2 separate regions of the Homo sapiens genome follow, and region 1 is linked to region 2. Evidence: read pairs that join two places in POLR2A ChIA-PET (ENCODE). Cell type or tissue: HepG2. All regions are shown on one strand. Each heading gives the region's core, and the rest is flanking DNA. Links, peaks and the distances in the headings are about the cores only.

What was found. ChIA-PET counts read pairs that join two places held together with the same protein. Peaks named below come from ENCODE experiments on the same cell type or tissue, not always from the same donor. Only the 100,000 strongest peaks of a DNase experiment are listed, where the experiment ranks them.
Region 1: POLR2A ChIA-PET joins it to region 2 with 7 read pairs; 4 of 35 experiments call an interaction of 5 or more read pairs at or near these places.

What each region holds. Positions count from the first base shown.
Region 1 is chr22:20,654,261-20,659,626 of GRCh38, forward strand. It overlaps the pseudogene SLC9A3P2. Among named protein-coding and RNA genes, the nearest start is that of SERPIND1, 120 kb to the right of the region's middle. RefSeq lists enhancers at 1-505, 506-1,134. In HepG2, for the core only: no CTCF peak of the experiment used is centred there; a DNase peak (open chromatin) is centred at 2,841; H3K27me3 peaks cover 793 bases.
Region 2 is chr22:20,586,114-20,591,410 of GRCh38, forward strand. It overlaps MED15 (mediator complex subunit 15), which reads left to right. Exons shown (of 18, transcript NM_001003891.3): 18 at 455-1,506. The coding sequence ends at 591. LOC124905084 (a long non-coding RNA gene) reads right to left here and starts at 2,781. Exons shown (of 3, transcript XR_007068013.1): 1 at 2,694-2,781; 2 at 1,716-1,848; 3 at 1,475-1,633. It also overlaps the pseudogene CCDC74BP1. In HepG2, for the core only: a CTCF peak has its summit at 2,482; no DNase peak of the experiment used is centred there.

The sequences.
Region 1 (5,366 bases), core at 211-5,210, 68 kb after region 2:
CCTCAATGTCTTCCATGCACTGAACCTGAAGGATGCCATCAGCTAAGTGACCAAAGGAGAGTGCCTGAGATCCCTGGCCTTCATCGGCTCCCCAAGTACTGATAACGTGGTAAACGTGGACTTCACACCACGATCGTCCACCATGGTGGCCTCTGTCTCCTACCACCTGAGGGAGAACATCAGCACCGTCTGTCTAGACATTCAGTCCCTGGAGCAGCATGGCAGAGCATTCGGTACGGGGAGGACACGGTCATGCACCACATGCTGCAGCAATACCTGTGCAAGCTGGGGAAGGAGTATATGCATCGCTACAGCCACACCAGCTGAGGACAAGAAGCAGGACCGAGATATCTTCCACAGGTCTATGAGGAAGCACCTGGAATCCTTCAAGTAGACCAAGCTCAGGATCACCCAGAACAAGAAGGCGGCCAAGCTGTACAAGCCAAAGCGTGCCCAGAAACAGAGAACTCCCAAAGCTCTGTACCCGCTCCAGCACAGCTGCACTAATGCCAACCCAGGCCAGGGCCTGGGCCTGAGCGGCCATCCTACACTGCTGAACAAAATGAATTTGCAAAAGTGATACCCCAGGCAAGGCTCCAGGCCCCTCCCAGCCCAGCATCTCTCCCCAGCACGGTGGGGTGCATCCAGAGTGCCAGGACTCAGGGCCTGACCCTGGAGTGGCTGCAGGCCCAGCAAGTGGCCCAGGCTCAAGTGCTATTTTCAGGTCCTTAGCAGTTTGTTGAACTGCTGGGTCACCTCGTGCGCTGCAGGTAAAGTTGCAGGAATGTCTTCTGTTTGCTCAGCACTTGCGATTTAGACTCCTTGAACCAGCACCTGCCCCCTTTCCCTCCCAGTTACCATCCTGCCCTTGCCAGCTTTGGAGGTGGAAGCTCTGGGTGGCTGCCATGCAAATGCCTCTTCTGGATCTGGTATCGCAAGGGGGGATAGAGGGATGAGGCCTGAGGTGACCTTGAGGTCATTTAAATTTTCTAAATTAGACAAAACAATTAAAAAAAAACCATATTCCCATGCCTTTTAAAAATCAAAACCACGTACTGTTTCTTTTCAGTGTAAGCAGTTTTAATTACCTACCAGGTGCAGAGTCTAGGATACAAGACAGAACTGCAGATAAAGTCTCTTTCCAGCATAGCTAGGAGACATGGCTCACTCCACCTGTTCCCAGGCCTCACCTAGAAATCTAATGAATGGCTCCAAACCAGGTAAACTAGATAATTTTCCAAAGTCAAAGAAGCAGTTTATGACATTAAAGCACTTAGCCAATTTAACCTCTGACTTAATTTAGAACAAATGTCTAAATTTTAAAGACTTTTTTACCAATAATTTTAAAACTGTATTTCCCAAAGATTACTGAAGTCATGTGAAATAAAAGGCATGAGAGTGTCTATTCTTCTGACAACATATTTAAGAGGTTTCATTTTCTCTTAATCCAATTAATTAGAGTACCTTCATATAAGCATCACACACACAACACTTCTAGACAGGAGAAGATCTAGCAGTTGTAAGTTTTTCTTTCCCATCTTATGACTTTCTGACTTGTCCTATATTTTGCTCTTTCCTAGTCATTCTACTTTAGGACAAGAATTTGCCATACAAGATGCTCTCTCACATAAAATTTCTTTCCTTCATAACCTATCTTACATAAATATATCTTCATATCCACAACTTTTTCTTTTCTTCTTTTTTTTTTTTTTTTTTTTGGAGATGGGGTTTTGCTCTTGTTGCCCAGGCTGGAGTGCAATGGTGTGATCTGTGCTCACCACAACCTCTGCCTCCCGGGTTCAAGCAATTCTCCTGCCGCAGCCTCCCAAGTAGCTGGGATTACAGGCATGTGCCACAACACCTGGCTAATTTTCTATTTTTAGTAGAGACGGGGTTTCTCCATGTTGGACAGGCTGGTCTCGAACTCCTGACCTCAGGTGATCCGCCTGCCTCGGCCTCCCAAAGTGCTGGAATTACAGGCATGAGCCACCATGCCCAGTTTCCACAACTTTTTTTAGATCTCTCTCCCCTACTAATTTCTGATGCCCACCCAAATCAAAAAGGTCAGATAAAGCAAGGCAAAACAGAGTAGAGCCTTAGATTTTGAGAGGGACCTGTCTGCTTACACTTCTTGAAGTTCCATAAGGAAAACAGACGTTTCTCCTAAAATGGAGTCTATGGCACCTTCTGTTTTTCCTAAGGAGTCCCAGGTTGTCAGGAATTACCTTAGGTCCTCTCATATGAGCATCAAGAGTGGCAAGAAGACAGACTAGGGAAATAATTCAGTCAACTGAGAAGAAAAAGAAAACCTTAGTACTGTTCCCCTTGTAAAGATGGATAAATGGAGGCACCATGCATACTGTACGGAACCCGCCCAGGCAATGCAACCTGGGATAGCATGCCCAACGTGCCCCCGTGGAGAGCAGTGCAGACCCAGATACCACACCTACCCTGCTTCCTTTTCTACCACTCTGGCCATACTCCCACTGTGGGCTGCCCTCCTACCGCTCTCCCCGCTGCAGTCTCCATGGCCACCACCAACCTCAGCTAAGCGAAACACGTTGCCACACGCTCAAGCCTACCGCATCCAGCAGGCGTCTTACCCTTCTCCTTCTCTAAGCTGGGCACCGAACATCAGGGTATGCAGACACAGGAGAGCCCGGTAATGGCCTGATTCCTTGCCCCCTCAGCCGGCTTTATATAGGGAGGTTTTGCAACTGAGTGCCTGGACTACATATTCTGATTGGATGAGAGAAAACGTCTAGGCCTACTCTGATTGGACTTTATTGTCATGTTCTGATTGGTTGCCTTAAGAATTGCTCTCATCCAATCAGAACATGATAATAAAGTCCAATCAGAGTAGGCCTAGAGGTTTTTCTCCCATCCAATCAGAACATGTAGTTCAGGACCCAGTGGTGTAACTTCCCTATATAAAGTATGCTGAGGGGACGTCAGGCCATTGCAGATTCTTTAGTGTTTGCCTCCTCAGCGGCTCTTGCCCGGCTTAGAGGAGGAAGAGGCGAAAGGAAAGACACCTCCCTCACTCTGGCCTAAGGCACCACGGCTCACCTCACTGCTGTGGTTGGTGGTTGCTGCCACGGAGACTGAAGAGCCACCGGAGTAGTAGGAGGGTGGCCCACAGTGCAGGAGCTGCTCAGTGCCCGGCTTAAAGGAGGAAGAGAAGGGGAAGACCCCTGTCCCAAGCTGGAGGCTGGAGCTCTTGGCACCTCGGCTGGCCTCTCTGCGATTGGTGGCTGTAATGAAGACTGCAGCCCCGCCTGAGCATTAAGAAGGAGAAAATAGTTTTTGGGTAAATGGAGGGAGAAAAGAGAGTGGCAGGTGGAAGGAGTACAGAGAGAGTAGTAAAGGGGGGAAAACACGGGGGCGAGCAAGAGGGAGAGGAAGTTTTGCGAAAAGAGAGTGGGGAGAAAAGTTTTTGGGTAGATAGAAGGGGAAAAGAGGGTGGCAAGCAGGAGCCATAAAAGATGGTGGGGAAAAGAGTGGGGGAAAAGTTTTTGGGTAGATGGAGGGGGAAAAGAGGGTGACAAGCAGGAGGGGGGAAGGAGGGTTGGGAAAACGACGGAAAAATAGTTTTGGGGGGCAGATGGAGGGTGAAAAGAGGGTGGCGTGTGGGAGAGGGGCGGGAGTGGGGAAAAGAGGTTGTTGAGCAGGAGCGGGGAGAAGGCTTTGTGAAAAGATGGTGAGGGGGGAAAGACAAGAAAAAGGTTTTTGGGTAGATGGAGGGGGAAAAGAGGGTGGTGAGTAGGAGGGGGCAAGAGTGGTGAGCGAGGGAGACAAGGTTTTCCAAAAAGACCATGGAGGAAAATGTTTTTGGGTAGATGGAGGGGGAAAAGAGGGTGACAAGCGGGAGAAGGAAAAGGGGTGGTGAGAGGGAGGGAGAGAAGGTTCTGCGAAAAGAAGGAAGACAGAAAAGAAAGATGGTGCAGAAACAAAAAACGTGGGTAAAAAGCTTTTGGGCAGATGGAGGGGAAAAAGTGGCAAGTGGGAGGAGAAGAGAGGGTGGCGAGAGGGAGGTAGGGAAGAGGATTGGGAAAAAGATGATGGGGAAAATAGTTTTGGGGTAGATGGAGGGCAAAAAGAGGGTGGCAAGCAGGCTAGGGGAAAGAAGAGGGCGAGCGGGAAGGAGGAAGGGCTTTGTGAAAAGACAGTGGGGAAAAATTTGGGGGGTAGATGGAGGGGGGAAGAGGGTGGCGAGCCGAAGTGGGGAGAAGGCTTTATGAAAAGACAGTGGGGAAACGTTTTTGGATAGATGGAAAAGAGCGTAGCAAGGAGGGGAAAAAAGACGATGGGGAAACAGTTTTTGGGTAGATGGAGGGGGCAAAGAGGGTGGTGAGTAGCAGGAGTAGGAAAAAGGCTTTGGGAAAAGATGGAGGGAAATGTTTTTGGGATGATGGAGGAGCAAAAGGCTAATGAGAGCGGAAGGGGGAAAAAGAGGGTGGGTAAAAACTGTGGGGAAGTTTTTGGGTAGATGGGGAAAAGAGTGGTGAGTGGGAGAGTAGAGAAGGTGTTGTGAAAAGACGGTGGGGAAAAAATGATGGGGAAGAAGTTTTGGGGTAGATGGAGGAAGAAAAAGGATGGCGAGAGGGAGGGGTCCGAAGGCGGTCAGGAAAAGAAGGCAGGGAAATAATGATGGGGGAGAAAGCTTTTGGGTAGATCTTTTTCTGATTTTTAAATCAGATTATTTGCATTTTTGTTTTTGAGTAGTTCTTGTCTTCTTTATATATTTTGTGTATTAACCCCTCGCCTGATGCATAGTTTGCAAATACTTCCATTCTCTGGATTATTTCTTCATTCTATGGATTGCATCCTCTGCTTTGCAGAAGTTTTGAAGTTTAATGTAATTCCATTTGTCTATTTTTGCTTTTTCTGCTTGTGCTTTTGATGTCTATTTGAAAATTCCTTGTCCTAACCAATTTCCTAAAGTATTTTTCCTATGTTTTTTTCTCTAGTAGTTTCATAGTTTCAGATCCTATATTTAAATCTTTATTTTGAGTTGATTTTCTTACATGGTAAGATAACAGTCTAGATTTATTCTTCTACCTGTGGGTGTTGGGTTTTCCTAGCACAGTTTATTGAAGAGATTGTCCTTCCTGAATGTGTGTTCTTGGTGCCTTTGTTAAAATTGAGTTGACTGTAAATGTGTGAATTTATTTCTCAGTTCTCTATTCTGTTTCATTTGTCTATGTGTGTCTGTCTGTCATTTGTCTATGTCTGTCTCTCTGTCTCTCCCCGCCCCCCCCCCTTTTCTTGCCAGTACCATGCTGTTTTGGTTACTATAGATTTGTAGTATATTTTGAAATCAGTGTGATGCCTCCAGCTTTTTTCTTTTTATTCAACATTCTTTT
Region 2 (5,297 bases), core at 1-5,000:
CATGGCTCAGGGACAGTCCCCGCTCTTCCCAGAGGCCACTAGCTTCCCAGAGGCCACTACCTTGGCAGGGCTGCCAGGTTCCACTGGTAGCTTGGGCACACAGGGCCCAATCTGGGTGCTGTGGCTCCAGAGAGAACCACGGTGGCAGGGGGCAGTCTCTGAGCCCAGAGCTGGCACACAGCAGAGCTGGCACACAGCAGAGCTGGCACACAGTAGAGCCAGGCTGGGTCCCCAAGGTTGTTAGAGGCAGAGCCCTAGATCCTGTTCAGATTTGGTTCTCACTGACGATGAGGCTCTGGGAGGAGAGCCCAAAGGCCGGGCAGCGTGCAGGACACATCACCTCCTGGTGCTTCGGCCCGCGCCTGGGGCTACCCCTTCCCAGAGCACTGCCGGGTGTGCCAGGAGCGAGCGCAGCGCCGGCCGCCTTAGGTTCACGCCCACTGCTCTGTTGCAGACGCCAACCCCTTCCTCCAGTCGGTGCACCGCTGCATGACCTCCAGGCTGCTGCAGCTCCCGGACAAGCACTCGGTCACCGCCTTGCTCAACACCTGGGCCCAGAGCGTCCACCAGGCCTGCCTCTCAGCCGCCTAGCCAAGACTGCAGGGATGGCCCGCAGCCTCATCGGGGCCAAGGACACACGCCTCCTGTCAGACACTTCTAGGTGTTGGCTTCCTTAGAGAGCCTGGGGTTAGGTTAGCTTTCCTGCTTTTATCTTCTGCCTTGGGGACCTGCCAAACGAAATCCCACACCTGTACAGAACTGGGATAGGCGCAGTGGAGCGGGTTGCTTGGGGGGCGTTGGCCGACTTCTTAGAGAAGGCCCTCCATGTGACTTCCTCCCAGGAGCCAGATGCGATCCTCAGGCTGCTCTCACCGTGGCCTGTCCACGGTCCAGGTCCATCTCAGCAGCGTGAGGGTGCACTCAGGGTGTTGTTAGAGCGTCTCGTGTGTGCTAGACGCACCCCTACTCGTTCCTATAGAACACAGAGGACATAGGAAACCCTTAAAACACACATGGGATTCTCTGGTCACAGTTTTGGGTTCAGGCTATGCTGCTTTGGGCAGGTGGAGCACCCCCCGAGGAAGCCTGCAAGTCCAGGGCACAGGCTGCCTTTTGGAGGGAGGGCTGGCCCATAGGTGCTGCTGGCTCCCCGCCACCAGCTGGGCCTCAGCCCTCACGGCATTCCTGCTGAGCACCGTGGGGCACCCAGGGAGCAGGGGCGTCAGGGATCCTGCTGCCGGCACCCCTGTGCCGCTGGCATGAGGGCCGTGTCCCCACTGTGAAGGATGAAGAGCAAGGCCCTCAGGACCCGTGTCCTCAGAGCACCACACACTGAGCACCCAGAGACAGCGGGCCTGGCAGCGGGCCGGGCCATGCAGGGAGCGCCTCCCTATGTTGCCTGCCACTCTGGGCACCGGCCAGCACCCTCTGGTGAGAAGAGGTCCCCCCTTTTTATGTGCACTACCCCACCATCTGTGATTATAATAAATTTATTATTCCTGTGTTTGTCAGTTGTTCATCACTGTGTCCCCTTCTCCATGAATCTGGGCTCGCTGTCCTGTCAGGATGCTGTCAGCCTTGGGGCTGCCTGGGGCCTCTGCCTCCCTTCCAGGAGGGACTTGAGGTGCTGCAGCTGAAAGGCAGGGGCAGGGGTGTGGTGGGGCCTGCGGTGGCACCAGGCTGCCCAGGGCCATCCCCACCACCCAGGGCCTCACCTCTTGGGCCTGCAGAAGGTTGGTATTCCACAGCTGGTGGATGACCACTTACACTGCTGAAGTGTGGTGGGCTTTCGCAGGTGTGGGGACAGGATCATCGGGGAGTGCCATCATCTGCCTGTCCCTGTGCTGGCTGCCCACCCAACAGAAAGCCCTGGCGTTAGAGGCCTCTGCTTCCCTGTCTCTGAAAGTCATTACAGTAGCCAGAAATGACCTGCCCAGGTGGGTCTGAGCATCCAGGCAGCATACTTCCCCCAGGCAGTGCCCAGGCCAGTGTGGGGAACAGGGCCTGGCTCCCTTCTCCCACTGACCAGAGTGCTCTGGGTGCCAGATGGGGGTCTCGGACTGGGGTCTGTCCCTTCCTCCCCTCTGAAGGTGCCCTGAGGGTCAGATGTGCTTCAGTGGGTGACCAGCTAGCTGCCAGGCTGCCCTTAGTCAGGACCCTATACCCAGTGGGGCTTCTTGCTTCAGGGCTGGTCTCAGGGGACGTGCAGAGATGCAGGAGCCTGTCCTGCTGGTTGCACCGCTCAAAATGTGCACTCTGCAATGTCTCAGGGCAGCCCGGCAACTCGGGGAGTACCAGAGCCTGGTCCTGCTCTCCTAGTCCCCTCCAAAGGCAGGCTGTGGCCAGGGGCAGCAGGCACTGACCAGCTCCATTCTAATCAGGCCCAGGAACACAACTCACTTTTCTTGGTAAAAAGATTACTTTGTTTTCTTTTCTCTGAGAAAGTGGTTTAGGGGCTGTTGCTGCCCCCTCTTGTGGGCTCAGGTCAGCACAGGTAATCTGCAGGACTCCAGGGGAGGGGAGGAAGACAGCGCCCACCCAATGGACAGAGTGTGGACAGAGCGTGGCCATTGTCTGCTTTCATGAGCCCTGGAGACAGGATCCTAGAGCAAGGGACACAGCAGTTTGCTGACTGCAGTGTGGGAGCCTAGTAAATGTGGTCCTGGGGCCCTTAGGGTGCAGGCAAACCTTACTTGGACTGCCCTTGCACCCCAGGAACTTTGTCCAGCTTGCTGTTGTGAAGCAGTGGCTCCTCCTCAAGGTCTGCCTTCTGGGGTACCTTAGAGTACCCCAGTGCTTTAGAGTCTTGTTTCTTGAAGGAACCGGCTGGGGCCTGTCCTTTCCTTGAGAGTTGGCTGCAGGTCAGACCCGACAGGGCCAGTCACTGCAGGCACCAACAGCCGCTGCCCAAGTCTTTCAGGATCAGCTGTGTGTGCCCAAGAAGCCCCTGCCTCAGTTGCCTCCTCTGTAAAGGGAAGCCTGCCTTGGAGGGTTCTAGGAGGAATAAATGAGGTTCTGAGGATGAAGCCCATGGGTGGTGCCTGTGAACATTCTAGAACAGTCAATATAGTGGAAGCTGGCTCTGTTTTGGGTAAAATAAAACTGCATGCGAGGCCTGGGACTAAGCCTGCATGGGTTTCCTCTGCAAGGACAACGCCCATGGCACGCCTGGGCTCATCACAGGAACAATAGGGGCCAGGGTTGGGGCCAAGGAAGATGCCTGGTCTCGAGCCACTCCCCGCTCACTCTGCAGAAGATGCCATGAGCCCAGGGCTCCGTGGGCAGTGCCATCCCTCCTGTATCCTGTCTGCTTGTGGAGGGGGACGTGGGCCAAGCAGGGCCTCTGCCAGGCAGCCAGTGTACGTCCTTCCCCCTAGAAGGCCACCCAAGGAGGCCCCTTCTGACCGCTTGCTGTGCTGGCTTGGGGTGCCTGCCATGAGGCCTTGCTGCCCTGCGTTGACAGCCCCTGTGACTGGCCCCCAGTCCTGCCCACCCCACCCTAGGCCCCTCCTGGTGGTTTCAGCTTACAGGGCTCCCTTCAGCTGCCCGTTCACCCCCAAATCCTTGAGGTTGGCCCAGCAGAGGACTTTCAGCTCCCTGGTCAGCACCTCTAGTGACCACCCAGGCTGGGGTCCCTGTGGGGCACTTGCCCCTGTGAGCACATGGAGGACACCAGCCTGCTCACCTGACACCATTTAATTCGAGGTGGAGTTGACAGGCTGGAAGTTGCCACCCGCACACCTGCCTGAGGGAGAAGCCCTCCGTCTGCCTGCAGGCCTGTGTCCTCCCTGCTCTACCCACACTCCACTGAGGCAGCCCCAGACCCACCGCGCGCCCAAGGGAGCAGAGGCCCCGGAAAGGTTGTTTCCTGAGGGGCCATCCAGAAAGCGGGAGGGCTTGGGACCCATGGAGCAGCAGGTCCGGAGGGAGAGCATGGCCTCTTCCCGTGTCCTGTCAGGGTCCCCAGCACTGCAGGGCCACACTTTGCCCAGAACAGCTCACTGGAGTTGCCACCGCAGCTAGGGAAGGGCCTTCACTCAATCCCATTCTCTGTGTCTCCCTAGAAGGGAGAGCCCTGGACAATGCCCCAGCTGGGATGTTCCCAGGCTGGTCCCATTCACCAGTCAGATGTCCTCCTGATGTCAGCCCCGGCCCCAAAGGTAATAGAGTGAGCTCAAGAACTCAACCAGAATCCTGGGCTGGGTGGGGGCCACCATTGGGATGGGGAAGTGCCTTGGACAAGTGGCAGGGAAGCAGGACTCTGGTTACTCCCCCCACCCCCATCCCCACAGTTGTTGCTGAGATGGCAGGAAGGAATCCCTGGATGGGGTGTGCCCGGAGCCCTTCTCCCAGCGTATCAGGAATCAGAGCCACAAGGCTGGAGATCCTAGGCCCAGCCACAGCAGCAATCTGAGGCAAAGACCCAGCAGGGTAGGGGCTGTCCCAGAGTCCCCTCCCATTTCAGGAGCTCTGCTTGGAGGAGGGAAGGTCTGGGAAGCACCCTGTGCCCACCATCACCACTGCACTGACCACAGCCCTTGGGCTTCCTGAGAGCAGCACGTGCTGTGCTTGGCTGTATAACATCGTCCAGCCATGGCTAGGGGCAGCAGCATCTGTCCAGGTCCCTCAGAACCTGTCCTCACTGGGTTGGCATACAGAGGCCAGTGCAGCCAGGTGGGCAAGGACAGTCTGGAGGGGCTCCCCGGGGTGGCAGGAGCTTCCCATCAGGCACGAAAGGGCCCAAGTCTCACCTTTCTCCTGTGACTCATTCATTATGAGCTTGTAATGGGGATCTGAAATCAAGCGCATGCTCTTCTCATCACTTGTGAAGCCACAGCCATTCTAAGAGAAGCAGCTTGGGCTGTCCACTACCCCCTGCTGAACCCCGAGAGTCCTGGCTCGCCACTGGCTGACTGGGCCCTGCCCCACAGGTCCCGCTTTCCACCACACCTTTGCTGTGGGCATGTGAGGGCAGGAATGACCCTGCCTGTTCCCTAGGCAGAGCCCACCCAGCACATCAGCCTCATCCTCCCATCTGACTACAAGACGCCCATGGTGCCAGGCAGGACCTGGGCCCCAGGGGTACAGGGGTGAACTCTGGGAGCCCCTGGCCATGGATGAGCATGGTCAGTGTCATGATCCTGTGGGCATCAGGGACTGGGGAGAGGCTCAAGAAGACATGGGGAAGGGGGATCCTGACATAACAGATGCCTGGTGATGGAATACTTAGCACCTAGGTAAGGCAGCACCAGGGAGCGGGGAGGGAGATGAGGCTGCAGGCACTGGTGCCCTCGCTG